Regions from separate parts of the Mus musculus genome. Here region 1 is linked to region 2. A link is a loop called in an ENCODE intact Hi-C map of the cell type or tissue named here. Cell type or tissue: heart. All regions are shown on one strand. Links, peaks and the distances in the headings refer to the core of each region. The heading gives the core; the rest is flanking DNA. Region 1 overlaps Cep85 (centrosomal protein 85). Region 2 overlaps Crybg2 (crystallin beta-gamma domain containing 2).

The links. A loop is a pair of places that touch in the nucleus more often than their neighbours do. Peaks named below come from ENCODE experiments on the same cell type or tissue, not always from the same donor. Only the 100,000 strongest peaks of a DNase experiment are listed, where the experiment ranks them.
Region 1: a loop joins it to region 2, with 5 times the contacts of the local background. A loop is called at or near these places in 2 of 42 quality-filtered maps.

Annotation. Positions count from the first base shown.
Region 1 is chr4:134,165,606-134,168,408 of GRCm38, forward strand. It overlaps Cep85 (centrosomal protein 85), which reads right to left. Exons shown (of 14, transcript NM_144527.3): 3 at 1,684-1,836. Among named protein-coding and RNA genes, the nearest start is that of Cep85, 20 kb to the right of the region's middle. In heart, for the core only: a CTCF peak has its summit at 1,488 (motif pointing left); no DNase peak of the experiment used is centred there.
Region 2 is chr4:134,091,346-134,094,148 of GRCm38, forward strand. Crybg2 (crystallin beta-gamma domain containing 2) reads left to right here. Exons shown (of 20, transcript NM_001162970.1): 19 at 705-864; 20 at 974-1,159. The coding sequence ends at 1,062. Cd52 (CD52 antigen) reads right to left here. Exons shown (of 2, transcript NM_013706.2): 2 at 2,193-2,555. The coding sequence ends at 2,382. Among named protein-coding and RNA genes, the nearest start is that of Cd52, 2.3 kb to the right of the region's middle. In heart, for the core only: a CTCF peak has its summit at 1,267 (motif pointing right); a DNase peak (open chromatin) is centred at 1,286.

The DNA of each region.
Region 1 (2,803 bases), core at 301-2,800, 74 kb after region 2:
ATTTTATTCACATGAGTATTTTGTCTACATGTATGCATGTGCACAATACTGAAGTTACAAACTATTGTGAGCTACCTGAAGTGGGAGCTAGAAATTAAACTTGGCTCCTTTACAAGAGCAACAAGTGCTTTTAACTGATAAGCTATCACTCCAGCCCCATAAATAGTAATTTTTTGTTTGTTTTTATGAGAAAGAGTCTCACTATGTAGCTTTGGCTGTCCTAAACTCAGACCAGGCTGGCCTTGAATTCAGAGATCTATCTGCCTCTGCTTCCCAAGTGCTGGAACTAAAGGCATATACCACTATGTCTGGCCCCATAAATAGTAATTATTATCATTAGATCTTCTGCCCTCTAGGCCCCATTTAAATGCCTTGTAAAGTACTTATGGGTAATTGGTACATGTGTGCAAAAGCAAGTGGCAGAGACATTAGAGATACAAAAATAAAAAAATAGAGGTTATATGGAAGGAGCTCAGTAAAGGAGAGGGCACGGGGAAAGCCTTGTGGGACTACTAGAGCATGCATAATAGTACAAGTGGACTAGCTAGCAGATAGATGAAGATGGGAATAGTACAAACGGGCCTAGATTAACAATGGAAAAAGGGCCATTGACGAAAAACACTATGCCAGGGCTATGTCTGAATGGTAGGACACCTGGAGCATGTGTGAGGCCCAGGGTTCAACCTCAAGAACCACAGAACCAAGAACAAAGAACAGGTGTGTACACACACCATAGTAAGACAGAAAATTTGGTGATATTAAGAAATAAGCTTAGGGGCTGGTGAGATGGCTCAGTGGGTAAGAGCACTGACTGTTCTTCCAAAGGTCCTGAGTTTAAATCCCAGTAACCACATGGTGACTCACAACCACCCATAATGAGATCTGACGCCCTTTTCTGGTATGTCTGAAGACAGCTACAGTGTACTTATGTATAATAAATAAAATAAATCTAAAAAAAAAAAAAAGAAAGAAATAAGCTTGGGGCTGGAGAGATGGCTCAGCAGGTAAGAGCACTGACTGCTCTTCTGAAGGTCTTGAGTTCAAATCCCAGCAACCACATGGTGGCTCACAACCACCCATAATGAGATCTGACGCCCTCTTCTGGTGTGTCTGAAGTCAGCCAGTGTACTTACATATAATAAATAAATCTTTGGGCCTGAGCGAGCAGAGTTGATCGGAGCGAGCAAGCAGAGGTCCTAAAAATTCAGTTCCCAACAACCACATGAAGGCTCATAACTTTCTGTACAGCTACAGTGTACTCACATACATAAAATAAATAAATAAGTCTTAAAAAAGAAAGAAAAAAAAAGAAGCTTGGAAAGAAAGAGAGAAAGAAAGACAGACAGAAAGAAGTAAGCGAGCTTGGACTGGAGAGATGGCTCAGAGGTTAAGAGCACTGACTGCTCTTACAGAGGTCCTGAGTTCAATTCCCACCAAGAACATGGTGGCTCACAACCATCTGTAACGGGATCTGGTGCCCTCTTCAGGCATGTAGGCACATATGCAGGCACAACACTATACATAATAAATAAATAAATAAATATGCTTGAGATTATTTATGGTTATTCAGATTCCATGACTGAATAGCCTGTCCTTACAATCAGTCTGTAAATGACAATCTATGTGGAATTCAAATGGACAATGGCAGTGCATGCTGACAGTCAAATCGGGAATCAAGCTTACCCTCTGCAATGTCTGAGCATGATGTCCCAATGGCTGTGTCCCCACTGTCAGCAATGCTTGAGCAGCGGCTGAAGCGGCTCCGAAAGGTCTCTGAGATAACTGGTGTCTGCCACTCAGTTCCCAGAGAACTGCCTTTTTGAATCACATTGGAACCTGTAACAAGAGGCATTTTTCACTTTAGTGTGAGCCAGCTGATGAAATTGAATTAAGCACTTTTTTGGAGTGTAAGGTCAGTAAATTTTTATTAGGTGACTTCACATGTAATTCCTTAACTGACTATCCACATTGTTGAAGCTCAAGATTTCTCAAGATAGGCCCCTTTCAAAGAATTAGTGCTTAATCCAGTTGAAGAACAAACTATTTAGTTTAATAATCAATTACTTAGAGCTACATTCTAGCTCAGTTATATCCACTGACATATAAAACCTTATCATAGCAACATAGAACGACTCACAATAGAGCCATGCTCTAAGCATGCACTATACTGCAATGTAGTTCTTGAAAACCTAGTCAGCAATAAAACATTCCAAGCAGGTTGACTGCTAACAAAGCAGTACATGGAAAACCCCAGGGCCTTATTTTGTAATGGCTATGTCCACAGCAAACAGGACTAAACCTGTAAAACAGCAGCAGGCACATCTTTCTTATTCTCAGCCCCATTTCAGCTACTATGAACTCCTTAATTTACTTAAAAAAAAAAGATTTATTTATTATTTGTAGGTACACTGTAGCTGTCTTCAAACACTCCAGAAGAGGGCATCAGATTTCATTATGGATGGTTGTGAGCCACCATGTGGTTGCTGGGATTTGAACTCAGGACCTTCAGAAGAGCAGTCAGTGCTCTTACCCACTGAGCCATCTCTCCAGCCCCCCTTAATTTACTTTTGTTGTTTAGTTTTATTTTACTACTGTTGTAGTTTGTTTTGGCTTTTGAGACATGATCTTAAAATGAAGCCTAGGTTAGCCTGGCACTTGCTATGCATGCCAACTAGGCTGGTCTCAAACTTACGGAGATCAGCCTGTCTCTGCTTCCAGAATTCTGGGATTAAAGGCATCTTCTATATGTTTATCACTCTGTAGCACAGGTTGCTTTCAAACTCATGACAATTCGCCTATATTA
Region 2 (2,803 bases), core at 117-2,616:
TCATTCATCTTTCTTATGTTATATCTTCAAAGAACTAGTGTTTGGGGCTGGGCAAGTGCCACAGTAGTTAAAAGCACTTGTTGCAAGCCGGGCAGTGGTGGCACTTGCCTTTAATCCCAGCACTTGGGAGGTAGAGGCGGGCGGATTTCTGAGTTTGAGGCCAGCCTGGTCTACAGAGTGAGTTCCAGGACAGCCAGGGCTACACAGAAAAATCCTGTCTCGAAAAACAAAACAAAACAAAAACAACAACAACAAAAGCACTTGTTGCTTTTGCAGAGGACCTAAGTTCAGTTCCCAGCATAAAAATGATGACATAGGCCATCCCTAATTCTAGTTGCAGAGTATTTGATGCCCTCTTCTAACCTCGGTGGGCACCAGGCATGTGTTTATTGCACAGACATGCATGCGGTCAAAACACTCATAAAATAAATCTAAAAATGAATGAAGAGACTTACCTAGGGCTAGATTCAAAAGTAGTGAATGAGCTGGACAGGGTGGCCCACGTATTCAGGAGGCAGAAAGAGTTGAATATCTATGAGCTCAAGGCTAGCCTGGTCTACATAGCAAGTTCTGGGCAAGCCAAAGCTACATAGATACTGCGTCCCAGACAAAAGAAACCACAACAACAAAAATCCAGCGAGCGAAGGATGGCTTGAGCATGGGAGATTTCCTAGGCCAAATCTCACGATCTTCTGGGGCCTCAGATGGCCCCCACCATGAGCCTACAGGTGATTGGACCTCCTAGCCCAGGCTCCAAAGTAGTACTATGGGCCGAGAGCCGCCTACCACGCCAAACCTGGAGCATCAATGAATTGGGTCACATCTGCAGCCAAATGTTTGAAGGCCAGATCCTGGATGTGAAGGGTAATGTAGGGGTGGGGTAAGGGTGCATAAGAGGGGAGTAAAAACTGGGCTGCATCCAGCACTCTCTGACCACCTCTGAATTTTCCCCCTCCTCTCCCCCCCCCCGCAGGCGGACGAGGGTATGACCGTGACCATGTGGTGCTGTGGGAACCAACCAAGGACAGACTTTCCCAGATCTGGACTGTCCATGTACTTTGAACCAACCAACGCCATCACCAGTTTCCTTCAGGAGGCTTTTGCTGGGATGAAGTGTTTTATACAGATTTTGCTGTGAAATAAGCTATTTTCTACTATGCTGCTGGTGGTCTCGTCTCTGCACCTTGATGTTGGGATGGAGAGAGTCCAGTTGACCCTCAGCCTCCTCTTCTGGTTGGTTTCACTTCCTGTGCAGCTTCCCCTGACCACCAGGGGGAGCTGCATACCCCACACTGGTGTGTCATCCGTTCTGCCTCTCTGACTGTAGGGACTAGCCAGCCAAGCCTATGTGATTCCCACCCCAGTGCAGGACTCAGATGGGTGTTCAGGGGACAGAAGTGGATGGCTGTCCCACTTGGAAGAGGTACTGTAGGAGTTGGCCAGGCCAGAAAGAAATAACAGCAGAAACTATTCCAGGGATAGAGATGTATCCAAGGGTGAACTTTCAAGGTTCGGTCTGTGAGTCCACAGTGGGCAGGGCAAGAAAGACAGGAGGGTCTACATTTCTGCTTCTTCTAAATCTGGTCACAAAGCCTGAAGGTTTAGCCTTGGGCAGAAAAGCCAGGAGAAGGGGCTGGGTCCCTAGCTGTGTGACAGGTCAGGATATCAGAGACCTCGGGCTGCAGTTATGTTGCCATCCTCTGTTGACATGGGATCCTGGGAAGACACAGAGGCAAGGACCCTTGGGAATCAGTCTGAGCTTCCTTGTCTCCTCCAAAGACCACCCCCAAGCCCAGGAGGGCAGGGTGGTTAGAGGGGCTGCTGGTCCTTCCTGCCTTCCCTGGCTGAGGGTGTGGGTAGCAAGCCTTGCCTCCTCATCCTCTTGCCCAGTGATAGAAGGCATGTGGTCAGAGACTTGGGAGCCATCCTTCCGCAAACCTTCCCAGACACGGGCTGCTTCTGGGTCTGTAGTACTCCCGTTGGGAGTTTTGAGAGAAACAGCCAAACAATATGTGATTTCCCAGAATCTATCAGTATGAAGACATCAAGGGCATGGGCTGGGCACCTGCCTGAACCTGGGGTGTGTGGGGCTTGAGAGTCAAGGGCAGTACTGGGTTCACTCCTAATACTGCCGCACACATGACTCCTGAGGCCAGTGATGTGCAGTGATCGATCACACGTGGGACCCCATCTAAGCATAAGTATAACTTTATTGTGCCCTAGCTGGGTGTCACGGCCCCGCTCCCATTCCGGCCATTGGCTGTCAACTTTAGCCTCCTTGGATATCTGCTATCAACCCTTCCCGTGGGTTGGGATGTCTCTCGCTACTGATGGTGGCAGCAGTGGGTGGAGCACGGGGCTTCAGAAGCTGCGCCTTCACCTCAGCTGAGGTAGAAGAGGCACATTAAGGTATTGGCAAAGAAGAGGAAACTGCAGGCACCCGCATCGATGATGGATGAGGCCCCACTCTTTAAGGGGGTTTTTTTGGTGGAGGTGCTGTTTTTGTTAGTACCAGAAGCGGCCGTAGTGGCTTGTCCCAAGGATCCTGTTTGTATCTGCAAGAGAAGCGCTGCTCAGTAGGATTTGAACCTTCTGTTGAGGGCTCCTGCCCCTTTGTTCCCTTTCTTCAACTCTAGGCTTCCATAAAACTGCCATCAGCCCTGTTGAGATGTTTGGCTTCCCACCTCATCACAGGCAAGGGAAAGGCAGCCCCCATGTTTGTCATTCTTCCACCTCGAAACTTCCCACCACTTTTCAGGCTGCCAGATCCTCCAGCAAAGAGGGAAACAGAAACCCAAATGTG